2 separate regions of the Homo sapiens genome follow, and region 1 is linked to region 2. The links are chromatin loops, found by intact Hi-C in ENCODE. Cell type or tissue: heart left ventricle. All regions are shown on one strand. Each heading gives the region's core, and the rest is flanking DNA. Links, peaks and the distances in the headings are about the cores only.

Region 1 (8,343 bases), core at 147-8,146, 250 kb after region 2:
CATCCTCATATCTGGTATCCTTGGTCCTTGCTATCTCTTCCCTACAGTTCCAGCTCTGCCTCTTTCCTGATATGGGAGAGACTTTTTATCCTTGTTTCTGTGACTTGGTTCCTACCTCATTCTCCAATTCTTACAACTGAATCCCCATTTTCTTCCCCTGTGCCCAGTACCTCCAAGTTTCCAGCAGTGGGCTCCAAGTTGCCCTGACAGTGAGCCACCCCTGGGGAGTGGAAACATGTCCCGAAACCTAAGCCCAGGAACTGGGGACTTGCTGCCTATTTCCACAATGCCAACCTCCTGCCCTCCTGCTTGTCTCACCTGCTCCTAAATTCTTCCCAATATAGTTGGGTCACCCATGGGAATAACATTGTTATCACAGCTTCTGCTCCCTAATGTCCACCATTGTTCTTGCACCTTCCAGAAATTTCCTCCTGCCCTGGACTGGGTTTCCCTCCCAACCTTTCCCTCAGCCTTGCTGCCAGCTGCCGCATCCCAGTTGGCATCCCCAATTCCAGCTTCCAGGTCGTCTTCATCTGCCCCACTCCCCTGCAGTACACCAGGACAGGCCCAGGGTGGCTCTAGACATAGCAGAACACAGGTAGTCCCTTTGGGTCATTTGAGGCACAAAGAAGTTTGAGATTTTGTCAAGGTCACAGAAGAGACACACCAGGGCTAAAACTCAGGGCCAGCCCGTCTGGCTCAGCGTCTTTCCACCACACCATGCCGCCTCCTTTCCCCCTTCTGTCTATATTTTCCTCTTGCTTTCTTTTTCTCCTTCACCCACACCTTTTTAATTTAAGTTTTAACATCTGTTCTCTCTTAGTCCATTACTTCTGTGACATTTTATATTATGTTGAATTTCCATTTCTATTTAAGACGCATCCATTTTCTTACTTAAAAAACACATTTTAAGCCTGCTTTTAAAAAAATTTTACGAAACTTAAAAAATAAATTCAGTTTGATTTTCTCTTTCTAAGACTTTTCTCGACTTATCTTTCCTGCCTCCTTAGCAGCAGAAATTATTCTGTGCCTCCATGTGGTTTTACTCCTTCTATTATCTGTGCCACTGTAATATCAGGCCTGTAATCTAACAATCTGTAACAATCTGTTTTTGCTTATTATTTGTGAAACTAGTACTTTTAAAATGCAAATGAGGAGACTGTGACTTTTAGTTTAATTCCTGATTTTATCTTGCAAGAAAAGCCTTTTTTTTTTTTTTTGTTTGTTTCTTTTACTGACTCTGCTGAAAAAAAATATCGTAGAAAGGGAGAGGATGGGAGAAGAGAAAGCACTGCAAATAAAAGTGCCTCACACTCAGCATTTCTGCAGTGTGTTGAGTTTTTATTCGTAGGGTCACCTGCAGAGAGCACTGCGTTGAGTCAGGCTTCCAGGCTTAGGCCTTCCACCTCTGACACTGGATATATAATTCCAGCCTAGGAGGTAATCAAGGTCCTTACTGGGGTATTGGGCCAAAGACCCCAGTCACCTGAGAGGAAACAGTTGAAACAATGACAAGGGCAATAGCTATTATTATTAGTTAGCTCATTCATCTCTCATCTCTTGTGAGGGCTGTCTTATTATCTTCACTTAACAGACAAAGAAATTGAAGCTTAGAGGTTAACTTGTTCAAGCTTACACAGCTGGGAAATGGCAGAGGTGGAATTCAAGTGCAAGAAACTTAACTCTGGAGTCAATGCCTCTAATTATATGGGAATATTTTTGGGAGATTCAATTTTAAAACAGTCTGCCATACTTTGGAATTAAGATGACCCCAAAGAGCTGAAAACCTGAAACATCCAACATTTATACTCTCAGATAATGGAGAATAAGCTCATTTTCTCCAAACCCTCCCAATTCTGATGTTTTTTGATCAAAACTTTTGAAGTGATAATATTGTAATCATCCTAAAATAATTTTTTGATATTGCTTTTGGTCAGGATTTTCAAACCTCAGCATTTTTGACATTTGGGGCTGGCCCTTAGTTGAAGAGCTGGGCTCTTCCTTGTGGAATGTTTTGCAGCATCCCTGGCCCCCACCTACTAGAGGCCATTTACACAACCCATCCCTTGTCTTGTCCTTCTTCCGAGTCATAAACTCAAGACAATCCAAAGTGTCTCCAGACATTACCAAATATTTCTTGGGAGGCAAAAATGCCCCATAGTTGAGAACCACTGTGTTAGACATTGCCCAAATCATAAGCGCCTGACTTGTAAATAGTCTATTTGGGACCATGTTTTACATTTGACTCACTTACCCTTGCCCTAGGACCCCACCAGAATGTTACTGTCAATTCAGTAATCTCACTTCTGAGTATTTACCCTATGGATTAATGTGAAGGAGATATCTGTACACCCATATATATTGCAGCACTATTCACAATAGCTGAGTTATAGAATCAACCTAATTGTGCATCAACAGATAAATAGAGCAAATGTCATATACAGTCAGCCCTCAGTATCTGTGAGTTCTGCATCTGTGGAATCAACCAACTTCAAATCGAAAACATTCAGGCAAAAAAAGTGGATGGTTGAGTCTGTACATGTACAGACTTTTCTCTCCTGTCATTATTCCCTAAACCATAAAGTGCAAACAATATTTACATAGTCTTTACATTGTGTTGGGCGTGTAAGTAATCTATAGATGATTTAAAATATAGGCCAGGTGCAGCGGCTCACGCCTGTAATCCCAGCACTTTGGGAGGCCGAGGTGGGTGGGTAACCTGGGGTCAGGAGTTCAAGACCAGCCTGGCCAACATGGGGAAACTCCATTTCTACTAAAAGTACAAAAAAATTAGCTGGATGTGGTGATGGTCACCTGTAATCCCAGCTACTTGGGAGGCTGAGGCAGGAGAATCTCTTGAACCTGGGTGGCAGAGGTTGCAGTGAGCTGAGATCACGCCATTGCACTCCAGCCTGGGTAACGAGCAAAACTCCATGTATATACATACATACATATATATACGCACACACACACACACATATATACATATGTATATACACACACACATATATATACACATATATATGTGTGTGCATAGGTTATATGCAAATACTACACCATTTGATATAAGGGAATCAAGCATCCTGCATTGTGGTATCCTCCGGCATCCTATAACTGATCCCCCAGGGATACCGAAAGATGACTGTATATACACAATGGAATTCTATTCAGCCTTTAAAAAGGAAGAAATTTTGTCATTTGTGACAACATGCATGAAACTGGAGGATGTTTTGCTAAGTGAAATAAGACAGACGCAGAAAATCAGATACTGCATGTTCTCACTTACATGTGGAATCTAAAACAATTGAACTCATAGAAGCAGAGAACAGAATGGTAGTTACCGAAGACTGGGTAGTGGGGGGGAATGGGAAGATAATAATCAGAGGGTACAGAGCTTCAATTAGACGGGAGGAATAAGTTTGATTTTTTTTCTAAGTTCTATTGCACAATGTGGTAATTATAGCTAATAATTGAGTACTGTACATTTCAATATTGCTAAGAGAATAAATCTCAAATGTTCCCATTACAACAAGTGTCAAATATTTGAGGTAACGGATAGGTTAATTAGGTTGATTTAATTATTCTACATTATATTAAAAAATCATAGCATCACTTTGTGCCTCATAAATATATACAACTAAAATTTGTCAATATATAATGAAAATACAATCTGAATTAACAAATAAAACTAAAATGTTATTGCCGCTTGGGAGGTAGTATGGAGAGCTCTTTGAATCTACTTCGGTTTCTTTTCAAAACTTCTGCTCAGAGAGAATCACTCAATTCTTAGACATTTCATTCTCTCCCCATATCCTTTCTCTTTTTCTCTCTCCTTTCCAATTATCTTATAAATCACATTCATTCTCTCTTTCTCTTGCCTTTTATTCTTCCTTAGGACTCCTATCCGAGCCAAATTATACCCCTAGCCATTTCAGGCAAAGAATAACTGTTCTGCTATTGATAACTTTCTTTCTAGGGAACAGCAAGGCAGTGGTTTTGACATGAAATTGGATGAGAAGAAAACCTAGCACCATCAACTTTTAAACCTTTCAAAGGTTCAGAGAGATGTCCATTTCAATTTATTTATTTATTTATTGAGACAGGTTCTCACTCTGTCACCCAGGTTGGAGTGCAGCGCTATCCTGGCTCACTGCAGCCTGGACGTCCTGAGCTCAAGTGATCCTCCCACTTCAGCCTCAGCCTCCCGAATAGCTGGGACTACACATGTGCACCACCACACCCAGCTAACTTTTTTATTTTTTGTAGAGATGAGGTCTCACTATGTTGCCCAGATTGGTGTTGAACTCCTGGGCTCAAGCAATCCTCCTTTCTTGGCCTCCCAAAATGCTGGGATTATAGGTGTGAGCCACCATGCACAGCCTGTTTCAAAATCTTCTGCAGCTTCATTTTTCATTGGAAGTCTCCACTTTTTTCAGGAACTGGCATATTCTTGGCAAACTTATACATCTTAATTAAGTTTCCAACAGTTCAAAATGATTAATCCTGGTAATGATAGCTAATATTTATTGAGCATTTCCTATATAATGGACACTATAGTGCTTTACAAGTATTGTCTTATTTAATCACCCCACTTAACTTACCAAACTTATTTAGAACTTACTTCATTCCGGGTGTAAAATCAAGAGTTTTCATACCTAACTGTTGTGGATGTTCAGAGACCTTAAATGGTTTTCCTAATGTCAGTAAAAATTAGAACTAGGACTCAGCCCTAGTCTTCAAAATTCTACCACATTCATTGCTCTTATTTTTTTCTCAATTTCTGTAAGTATAATAATATGGTACTTTTTTCTAGTATATATATATTTTTCATTTAATTATACAGCACATTTTAACTATATTTTTTCTTGGGAAAACCTGGGAAGTGTCACAATTTACCATTTGTGACATTCCTATAGAGGAAATGGAGTATGAATTTCAAACATGCACGTTCACCAATGTAATTTTGTAATATAAGCTCCCTTAAAATGGAATCTTTTTTTCCTATTGAACATTCACCAACAATTGTGGAATCAGTGCTAGTTCCATTTTAAACAGTATCTACTGGTTCTTAAATCTTAAAAGGCAGGCCGGGCGCGGTGGCTCACGCCTGTAATCCCAGCACTTTGGGAGGTCAAGGCGGGCGGATCACGAGTTCAGGAGATCGAGACCATCCTGGCTAACACGGTGAAACCCCGTCTCTACTAAAAATACAAAAAAAATTAGCCGGGCATAGTGGCGGGCCACTGTAATCCCAGCTCCTCGGGAAGCTGAGGCAGCAGAATGGAGTGAACCCGGGGTGGGGGGTGCAGAGCTTGCAGTGAGCAGAGATCGCGCCACTGCATTCCAGCCTGGGCGACAGAGAGAGACTCCGTCTCAAAAAAAAAAAAAAAAAAAAAAAAAACTTAAAAGGCCAGAGTGTTTAAAATAAGTACATTTTCCCCAGCAGCTGAATCCATTTGTAAAACATCTGAAAGAAGGAAATGAAGGCAAAAGTAATGCAGTACCACAGAGAGGTGTTTCAAATCAGTTTAGGCATCTTTTATTTCTACAAAGACAATTTGCATAGAGCAAATCTTATGCTTTTACATCAACTTCTGCTATAAAACCTGAAGAATATTTCTATAATAAAAAGAATATTTTATCCAGGTTGAAACTATTTTGTAAGGAAGGGGTCGTGTAGATAATCAAGCAGGAAGGATAGCCAGTGAGAGCTGACAGTGCTTTTGAGGCATTTTCAATCCTTTTTAGATCTTTGGCAAAATTTCCTCCATATCTTTAACTTTCTCTCTTTGGTCAACTTTGTCCTCACTGTTACAGTCCAGTTTGGAAAAATATCTACAGTGCTAATGTGGTAATTTTGAGGTTCAGCCTAGAAGGCCACATGAGTTCTTGGCTTCTTGCAGGAAAGAATTCAAGAGTGAGCCAACAGAGTAAAGTGAAAACAAGTTTATTAAAGGAGTAAAAGGGTGGCTATTCCCTAGGCAGAGCAGCCCTAAGGGCTGCTGGTAGGCTATTTTTAAAGGTTATTTCCTGATCATATGCTAAAAAAGGGGTGGATTATTCATGAGTTTTCTAGGAAAGGGGCAGGGAATTCTCACAAGTAAGGGTTCCTCCCCTTTTTAGACCACATAGGGTAACTTCTGTGAGTTGCTGTGGAATCTTAAACCGTCAGGGCACTGGTGGGAGTGTCTTTTACCATGCTAATGTATTATCAGATACTGCTGTCTGGGCATATCATCGTAACCTTGATTTAGTAAATTATAATGCATTTCTTTAGCAATTATTCAGTTCTCCACACTCTGTAATAAGAATCCTGTCCATTGTCACAAATTATTTCTATCAACTCTCTACCCTCCACCTGTCTACTAAAAAGTAAAAGGGAGTCACAAACATTTCTTAAGACCAGTATTTTCCAATTCATTTTTTCATTTATTTCTCCTAGCAGTCCTGCATATTAGGTATTACATCCCTATTAGGTACCATATCAAGTATTTCATTGCAAGTCTCCACTTATCTGTGGTGGAGGAATTGAGGCTTAGAACAATTAAATGACGTGCTCAGCAATTAAGTGGAGAAGCTTGAATTTGGACCCAGGTCTGTCTGAATCTAATGCTGTTATTCTTTCACTATTACTACACTGCTCAAGGTCTTTTTGAAAACACCAGGTATGAGGGATTTTTAACCTAGAAAGCCACACAGTCATGTTTCTCAGACACATAAAACCTCCTTTAACTGCTTATTTAAGATGCAGATTTCTAAACCCTGAAAATCTAAATCTGTGAGTTCGTGAATGAACTTCAGGGGACGCATGAACTCTAAAATTATATTCAACCTTTTGTGCAGTGTTGAATATCTGATTCACCAAGGTATTTTTGACCCCAAAAGGCAAAGCATACCAGCTGTAAAAAGGGAAATCGGAGTTACGTCTTGCCATTTTCTAGTTTTCGGTCAGCCGCTGGGAATGAGGAATAGTTAAGTCAGCTTGCAATACACTGTGTTTTTCCATCCCTGCTCCTGTCCCTACCCTGCTTCACCTTTACCCCACTCCTCCCTGGGTTGGGTCCTTCCTGTTCCTTACTAGAACCAGCTCCCGCCACCACCTCATTCATGGCAAGAAACTCTAAGGGCAAAATGCTTTCTACGATAAATAATGCAGAATTGTTCATCTCCTTGTCCACATTAACTGAAAAACTGAGCACTCAATGACCTAAGTTGTCTAACATTTTACTGTAAACAGGATACAATTTATGTGAAGGAACATAGTTACCGTACTTCTCTGTCATCTACAGTCTGCAGAGAACAAAAAACAATGGTAACCCGACCCTTGGGCAAAATGCTAATGGCTACATAATTGATTTAGCAGATAATTATAAAACACAGTCCCATACTAAAACACAAAAGATGTAATTATTGCACTTTACAAACTAATTAATACTAATTCAATTCAATAATTAATAATTCATTATTTAACCTCTAATTAAATCATCATCCTTCTTTTCCCTGCAAACTTTGCTGGTGGCTTAATTGCTGTGGGTCAAATATACAAGAGAGCTCTCCTCTGTTAATTAAACAGTGAAAAGACGTGCAATCATTGTAACAGAGAGAATTAAGGAATTTAGATTGAAGTATCTCCCATTTGAAAGAGACAAGAGCATTTCCTGGCCTCAATTCCCACCCAAAGCTTTAATCGGTTAAAAAGGTCCAGGGTAACAAAAACTGAAGAACCTGATAAGATAGAAGGCTGTTCAAGGTATAGATCAGGCCTTAGGAAATACATAGGAGCCCATCAGACTAGACGCATAGTCAGAGTCCCTTGGGGCAGTCACGAGCTTGAAACGCAGACACTGACTCATAAGATCTGAATTGTGTCCCTCTCAACTCTAGGTTCTCTGATATCATATTGATATTTTGATATCGGTGATTATGGGAGTATTTACACAATTAGAATTGGTGCACACTACAAATCTGGGCTTTTTCTTTCTTTCTCTCGTGCTGTTGTTAAACATTTACCAGCCCACCAACGCCCCTACAGCAACAGAGGTGACTTGTAGCTGAGTCCTAGGTTGTCTGGATACAAGTGCCAAAATCCTAGAGTCAGGATTGGGGCTGACCAGCAGCCTGGAGTTCTATCCCTGGGGACCTGGGAATGGAATGATGTATATGGAGGCTGTGTTCTATAACAAGTTTTGTAGTGACACCTTTTACAGCTCATCTCAGTGAACCCTCACATAACTCTGTGATAGACATTGGTGTTATTCCTAGTGATCTTTTGATTTTTTTAAAAAAGTACATCCTTCTCTCACAATTATGGTCCACTAAATTTAAACTTATTTATAATCCATT
Region 2 (8,343 bases), core at 258-8,257:
AGGGACAGGTTGCCTGCATCACTTAATGTCAGCTGGGGTGACTGAATTATCTTCAGTGGCTGAAGATAATTCCAGCCACTGAAATCTAGTGGCTGGAATTATCTGAAGGCTCTGACTCAGGGACTTGTCTGGTGGTTGATGCCGGCTGTCAGTTGAGACATTCTCTGATGCTGTCAGCTGGAACACCTACATATGACCTCTTCATGTGGCCTGTGCTTCCTGCCAACATGGCAGCTGAACTGTACTGAGGATGAGCATCCTAGGAGACAGCCAGAGCTAGGCAGAGAGGTAACGTAGCCTGGGAAGTTGCATTGTGTCTCTTCCATTGCATTCTTTTTTTTTTTTTTTTTTTTTTGAGACAGAGTCTCACTCCATCAGTGGCACAATCTCTGCTCACTGCAACCTCCGCCTTCCAGGTTCAAGTGATTCTTGTGCATCAGCCTTCCAAACAGGCATGTGCCACCATGCTTTGCTAATTTTTTGTATTTTTAGTAGAGATAGGTTTTCGCCATATTGGCCAGGCTGGTCTCAAACTCCTGGCCTCAAATGATCCACCTGCCTTAGCCTCCCAAGATGTTGGGATTACAGGCATGAGTCACCGCACCTGGCCCTTTCCACTGTATTCTATAGTTTGGAGAAGTTACCCATTCCCTCCTCTCCCACTACCCCACCTCCCGCACCCCCGGCATGCACTCATCCTCTAGATGCAAGAGGAGGGAACAGACTTTACTTCTTGGTAGGAGGAGTGTTGATGCCACCTTATAAGAAGAACATGAGGAATGAGAGGCTTTGGAAAATACAAACTGCCATATGAACCCTTGCATTACACCAAGTCTGACCTTCCCTGGCCTTGAGGTTCCTACAGGCAGATGCAGAAAATACTGATGTACTAATGTATACTCCCCTGCCCCTGCCCAGGTGATGAGCAGATGATGGTTGCAAGTCACTAAGTACTGCTTTTCCTTGTTTCTAAAACTCATTTCTCTCTGTATTTTCAAACTCATGAAATTTAGATGCATCGTATGGTCTGGAAATTTTAATGTGTGTGTGTGTGTTTTTTTCCTAACTCCTCCCTTCCCACTCCCAACCAAAAAAAAGAGAAAGTGTTATCAAATTGTTTGTATACCTTGCAATCAATATGTGTAAAAATTGAGAAAACTTTGTAATAAATGGACTTAGAGCATTTATTTCTTCATATGTGCATTTAACAGAAATTTGAGTATCAGCCAATATCAGGGAGTTTGACCTGGACTAAGGGAGCATGTTATGAACTGAGACTGAAGAATTAACTGGAAGAGATGGAGAGGTGGTTTTGGCACTCTGTAAGGGCTTGTAGCTCTGGAGGCTTCCTTCAGATCAACAGAGGCAATGTGTTAAGTATGCATTCACCAGTGAGGTTCTTTGGTGTAGGATTTCCCTCATTGCTCAACTGAAAGCTCTGCGAAGGCACGTATTTTGTGTATTTTCTCATCAACATATCCCTAGCACTAGGAATCTGACACAGAGTAGGTGTTAAAAAACTGTTCGTTGTATGAGTGAAAAGTCTATACTTGCTCTGTCTTATTTGGGTATTTTTTCTAGAGGCTACCAACCCTTTTGTTCTGTGGTTATCAGAATAGAGCTGGTTTCCTGCAACCCACCCCACCTCACCCCAGGGGAGTTGATAGGCTCAGCATATAAAAGTTACCTGGGCAGGAGTGAGGAGAGACACACCTCTGGCCATTGGGCTGCTATGACCCTCCCGCAGCCTCCCATGGGTCTGTTCACCTTTGCTCTCCCCAATGAGATGAATGTTTGCCTGGTTCCCAGATTCCCTAGGTAATGGCTAGTCCTTATCAGGAGGACCAGGTCCTGCAAGAAATGTCCCATTGTCCTTTTAAACTGCTGAGTCACAGAAGTTGAATAAATGTCATTTTTCTCCTAGTGAAAGCATGGTGGAGGATTTGTGCTTATTTATACAGGTTTGGTTGTCTTAAAACAATGTTTCCCGGAATGCAGCTCACTGCATCAGACTTACCCTGGCATGTTTATTTAGGAAGCAGACCTCCGGGCCTCTACTCTAGACTCACTGAATCCAAAGCCCTGGGGTAGGGTCAAGGAATCAGTATTTTTAGCAAGCACTTTAGTGTTTCTGAAGCAAATAATCTACATCTACATCCTTATAATCATAACATTCTAGTGCAATTGTTAAGGAGGATGAGTGTTGGGGTAAGAGTTAGTAGGGTTGGAATCCTCAATGTGTCCTTGGACAAGTTAAGCATCCTTTCTCGGCCTCCTCTGTAGTGCATCCAAACACTTTGTTCAGGAGAGTCCTGTTTTGTGCCTGCTGTCCTGGCATTATTATCAATAGCATCCCCTTCCCCAAGTGTCATGATTTAAATAGCAACTGACATGTATAATTTATCCATACTCATCCGTGCAAGGGGAAGGTGGCAAACACTGCTGTTGCCTGCCAGTAGTCATTCTCTCCTTCTCCCTCAGTTCTATTCTGCTAAAATGACAGATCTCAGCCCCCCCTTGCAGCATAACATAGAGCAATCTAATGAACTGTAAACAGGAGTTCTGCTTTTCTGTAAAACCTTTTTTAAAAGAGAAACTGAGTTGTCCTGTGCCTTTTGCTCATCATCCTTACTATTCTTCCTACCTGAATGCCAGATATGGAGTTATATTCTTGTTAGTACAAGGAAATAAGCAAAGAACAAAAGCCATGCATGAAGGATAGCTAAACAGCAGAAGCTTGATGGAGCCTGGATGTGACAGCTGCCACATCATCTCCCTGAGCTGCCTCATAGCCCTGGTCTGCTTTCTTCTGTAGTTATTGAATATGAGAAAAATAAGCCTTCATTTGGTCAAGCCATGGTAGCTTGGATTTTCTATTATGTGCAACCAAACCTATTCCTAACTGATACAAAGATATGCGCACCCACCTCTGGACAGTGTCATAAGGATAAATGAGAGCAGTGGGTGAAAAATGCATAGCTCAGTGCAGGCATAAGTTCTTCATATATGATGATTTGCAACAGGAAAGCTGTTTTCTCTTCCTTCCTGGGAAGGGGACTGTGTTAGTCTGCTCAGGCTGTCATAACAAAATACCACAGTCTGGGTGTCTTAAACAACAGAAATTTATTTCTCACAGTTCTGGAGGCTGGAAGTCCAAGATCAAGGTGTTGGCAGGTTTGGTTTCTCCTGAGCCTCTCTCCTTGGCTTGCTGATGGCCACTTGCTTGCTGTGTCCTCAAATGGACTTCCCTCTGTGCATGCCCTTCCTTGGTGTCTCTCTGTGTGTCCCAGTCTCCCCTTCTTATATAGACACCAGTCATATAGAATTAGGGCCCCACCCTTATGATCGTAATGTTTGAACCTTACTTTTCTTGTGATAGTTAATTTTGTATGTCAACTTGACTGGACCCAGAAATTTGGTCAAACATTCTGGGTACATTTGTGAGGTGACTTTGGATGAGATTAACATTTAAATTGGTAGATGGAGTAAAGCAGCTTGCCCTCTCTGATATCAGTGGCCCTCATCCTATGAGTTAAAGGCCTAAGTAGAACAAAAAGCCTGTCCCTCCCTCAAGTAGAAGAGCATTCTTCCTGCTTGATGCCTTGGAATTGAAACATCAGCTTTTTTCCTGCTTTCAGACTCATACTGAAACATCAGTTCATCCTGGTTCTAGGCCTTCAGCCTTGGACTAGAATTAAATTGCCTTCCTTGGTCTCCAGCTTGCCGATTCACTCTGCATATCAATGTCTTGCCAACCTTCATAATCACACAAGCCAACTCCTTATAATAAACCTCTTTCTACATATTATATATACATCCTATTGGTTCTGTTTCTCTGGAGCACTCAGACTAATATAAGGCCCTATTTCCACATGCAGTCACATTGGATGTTAGGACTTCAACATGAATTTGGAGGGCAGCATGATTCAGTCGGTAACAGGGATGCTTCTACCTATTTCCTTGGGAAGAGGTTTCCTCACATGAATATGACGTGCCACCTCCTGCCCACCCTGCTAGCTCTGGCCTATTGTTTGCGTCATTTTGGCCTGCTGGTAGTAAATATTAGGTAATCCTTACACTTAACATTTAAAAACTGCTAATAGAATTATATTTGGCTTGCTTGAATTGCAAAGGCATAAGAAAAAAGCAGCTTCTCAAACAATATCATTGTAGCTTTTATGTCCTTAAAATTCCCTGTAAGGCATTTACAGAAGCTGAATGTCTTTAAACATGTACATGCTGTCCTCAGGAAAACAATCCTTTTGTTTCTATTTGCTAGGGCCTAATCAGTGAAGGGAAGTAAGATAGGAGAGGCTGAGGACCCCACCCTACTAGGCTTTTCATCTGGCTCCTTGAAATCCAGGATTGAATGGTGCTTTATTGTGCTTGGTTCTCTACTTGTGAAACTCTACTAGTTTCACAGCTCTTGCAGGATTTCTTAAACTTTTCAAAATAAAAATTTTATTCTCTTTAAAAAAATCTCTTCTTTTGCTATGTAGTTAGAATCCTGCTGGGCAGAGATGTTGAATCTTTAGTCATTGGCTTGACTATACCACAAAAAAAAATGTGTTTTAAGCTTATTGACATGGCTAAATGAGGGGTTGAACTATGACATCTCAGAGATTTCTCTGCAGTTATTAAGATAATGTACCTGAGCTGCGCATGGTTGTGCCTGCCTGTAGTTCCAGCTACTCGGGAGGTTGAGGCTGGAGGATTGCTTGAGCCTAGGAGTTCGAGCCTGCTGTGAGCTATGATCACACCACTGCACTCCAGTCTAGGCAACAGAGTGAAACCCCATCTCTTTAAAAAAAAAAATACCTGAAAACACATTTGAATTATATAGACAAACAAAAGCTTCATGTGAGGATCACCAGTGATTTTGACTTATAAAGGGATCAAGTCCGTGGCTGTGTATGTTACAGGTAGTTAGGCATGAGTGGGGCAGGAGGGGGCTCTCCCCCACCCACTAGAAATGTCGAGTGATAGTTCGGCAATTATCGCATTGCCTCTATAGAAATGATAATTCGGCAGCCACGGAGAGTCAAGCCACTGATGGTCCACACCTGTTAACATTAAAAATGTTCATTGAATGTAGAACCCAGGGAAAAGCAGCTTTTTGGGCACGCATGTTAAGAGACAAAATGGTGAAGTATGACATTCCGGGAACACATGCCACCGGAAAAAGGAAAATGCCTCAGATGGGCATGCGTATAACTCCCTAAACACGCTGCCTGCTCAATTCCAGAGGGCAAGAAAAGCATTGCGCATGCGGGAATCCTACACCTTTCGTGGGAAAGAGGCGAGCCTATAAAGTTGTAGGATCAAGATTAAAGCCCCCCCCCCCCTTTTTTTTTCTCTTTTCTCCCTTGGACCTTCAGGTGCCCACTGGGTCTCTTCCAAGTGAATTTTCCTTTCTTTCCTGTTCTAACGTCTTTTAAAATAGACTTCCATTCTTGCTCTGGAACTTGCTTCAGTCTCTTTTTCTGCTTTATGCCCCTCAGTTGAATTATTTCTTCTGAAGAGGCAAGGACTGAAGTTGCTACTGACCCGTATGGATATTCCGGCCATAACTCGGGGTAATTCGAGTCTCTTCCACTGCTAACATGTAGACTTGTTTGCTGCTTCTAGGTCTGGAATCTGCAGAGGCCCGACTGGAGGAGGACAGTGATGATCAAAATCTAGAGTCCATACGAATTGCCAGCAGAGCTAACAAAATCAGATTTCCTCCCTCCAACCCCCATGCAGGGATCACTTTAGGTAGTCTGAACTGGGAATCAGGAATCGACCTGTTTCCTATGCACATAAGCATTCTAATGCAAGTGATCCAGAGAGCATTTGTTGAGAAACGGCAACATCCAAATGGACAAATACACATGGCCAATAACTAGATGCTCAAAACCACTGGTATTTAAAGAAGTGTAAATTAAAATATGATTTTTTCGACCTATCCGATTGGGAAATATTTTTCTAAGTGGTAATATCCAGCACAGACAAAGACACAGCAGATGGCCCTCTCTCTTGCTAAGGATAGGAAGAAGCTGTGACTTATCTGGGAGATGGGAGGGAAGGGAAGAGGAGGATTTGACCATGTGTATTAACAGTCTTAACATGTTTCTATCCCTTTGACTCAGGATAATACTTGGAGGAATTTATCATAAAGAAATAATCAGAGGTGTGTGCAAAGTTGCAATGATACAGATGCAAGGTTCATTGCAGAGTCATGTATTACATGAAAAATAGTAATAGTTTTATATGTCCAACATGAAAGGTATTTGGTTTAAATATTACAGTGTATTAACTGATGAAAAAGTATGCAGATGTTAGAATGATAAAGTTCAAGAGTATATAAACTCGTGAGGATATTATAAGTGATACTGAGTAGAAAATCAATGTATATCTATAAAATCATTTCTTTATACTTTTCTATATTTTTCAAAATTTCTGTAATGAACATGACTTTAATTTTAATAGTTGAAAAGATACCAATTCATGTTACTTCTAAAGATGGGGGTGCGGGGTTGCTGCTGGCATCTGTCAGGCCTGAATTTGCATTTCTATCACTGATAGAGTATGATTTGGGGCATTAATCTCTTGGATTTCAGATTCCTCAACTAGAAAATTGAATAAATGCAAACAGTGTGTAGGTTTGTCATGATAGATAATTGTGTAAAATGCACTTGACACATAATATGTATGTATAAATATTGGATTTTGTCTCCCTTTCAAATTTTTGAAATTAGAAAAAGTACTCACTCTCTGGCCAGAGATCAATGAAAAAGAGTTTATTTCTTTTACACAAACCATGGAATTTCAACTTATTTCTTTTGGATCCTTTTCTGGGAAAAGGTTTCTTGGGGCCTATTTGATACTGTTGGAAGTGAAAACTGGAATTTGTAGTTGGCACTCTAATTGGCTAATTGCAGCCTCTGGTCTTATTTGTTTTCCCTTTTGTCAGTTTTAATAGTTTGGGATATTTAAATAATCTTTCTCCTCCTATCATTTTAATAAAAGAAAATTTTAGGATTCTTGTCTAGAAAGGCAATAAAGCTCAGGCTGCTAAAATGTTCCATCTCCTTAAAATCCCACAGAGTCCCAGTGCAATTTATAATAGCATCAAAAATATAAAACACTAAGGAATAAATCTAATGAAAAATGTGCCAGTGTTCAACAAAGACTACAAAACAATATTGAGAGAAATTTTAAAAAGACTTAAATAAATGTACGTTGTTCATATTTTGGAAGATTTAGTACTGTAGAGATATCAATTTTCCCCAGATTATTCTATATGTATGTTTGCCAAAAGCTATAAACTAGAATTTTTATAGCAGCACTATTTGTAATAGCTAAAAATTGACAACCCAAATGTCCATTATTAGTAGAATGAATGGATCTACTATGAGATATTCCCCAAATCAAATACTATACAACAATGATGCTGAGCAGTTCATTACATGCAACATTATGGATAAATCTGACCAACACTATGTGGCACAAAAGAAGACACACATAAAAGAATATATACTGTATGATTACCTTTATATAAAGTTTGAAGATATGCAAAGTTAACCTATGTGATTAGACATCAGCATTATGGTTTTTCTTGTGGGAGAGTAGTGACCGAGAAAAGAGTACATGGAAGTTTCTGAGGTGCTGGTAATGTTCCGTTTTGGATCTGGGTGCTGGTTACATGATTGTGTTCAGTTGTGAAAATGTATCAAGCTCTATCCTAATGATATGTGCATATTTGAATATATGTGAAAAGTATATACTTCAATAAAAAGTATAAAAAGTTTATAGTTTCCTTAAAAAGTATAAATAAGATAAAGAGTGCTGTTGTAGTTATAGTTTCTTAAAAACTTCATGCTTGGGCTGGGCATGGTGGTTCACGCCTGTATTCCCAGCACTTTGGGAGGCTGAGGCTGGAGGATCGCTTGAGCCCAGGAGTTCGAGAACTGCTTGTGCAAGATGGTGAAACCCTGTCTCAACAAAAAATACAAAAATCAGCCAGGCATGGTGTCTCATGCCTGTAGTCCCAGCTACTTGGGAGGCTGAGGTTGGGGGATCCATTCATCCCAGGAAGTCGAGGCTGCAGTGAGCCAAGATAGTGCCACTGCATTCCAGCCTGGGTGACAGAGAGAGACCATTTGTTCCTCCAGATGCTCTAGGGAAAAATTCTATCCCTTGTCTCCTCCTGCTTCTGGTGGCTCCAGGCCTCCCTTGGATTCTGGCTGCATGGTCTGCACCTTCACATGGCTGTCACCTCTGTGTCTGTGTCTTCTGTTTCTTATAAGGACATTTGCCATTAGATTTAGGGCCCAAGCAGATAATCCAGGGTGATCTCAT

The links. A loop is a pair of places that touch in the nucleus more often than their neighbours do. Peaks named below come from ENCODE experiments on the same cell type or tissue, not always from the same donor. Only the 100,000 strongest peaks of a DNase experiment are listed, where the experiment ranks them.
Region 1: a loop joins it to region 2, with 2.5 times the contacts of the local background. A loop is called at or near these places in 8 of 110 quality-filtered maps.

The regions. Positions count from the first base shown.
Region 1 is chr9:20,031,510-20,039,852 of GRCh38, reverse strand. It overlaps a transcript of SLC24A2 not described here. Among named protein-coding and RNA genes, the nearest start is that of SLC24A2, 250 kb to the right of the region's middle. In heart left ventricle, for the core only: no CTCF peak of the experiment used is centred there; no DNase peak of the experiment used is centred there; H3K27ac peaks cover 1,834 bases.
Region 2 is chr9:20,280,754-20,289,096 of GRCh38, reverse strand. It overlaps a transcript of SLC24A2 not described here. Among named protein-coding and RNA genes, the nearest start is that of MIR4473, 130 kb to the left of the region's middle. RefSeq lists an enhancer at 1,732-2,026. In heart left ventricle, for the core only: no CTCF peak of the experiment used is centred there; no DNase peak of the experiment used is centred there; H3K27ac peaks cover 1,566 bases.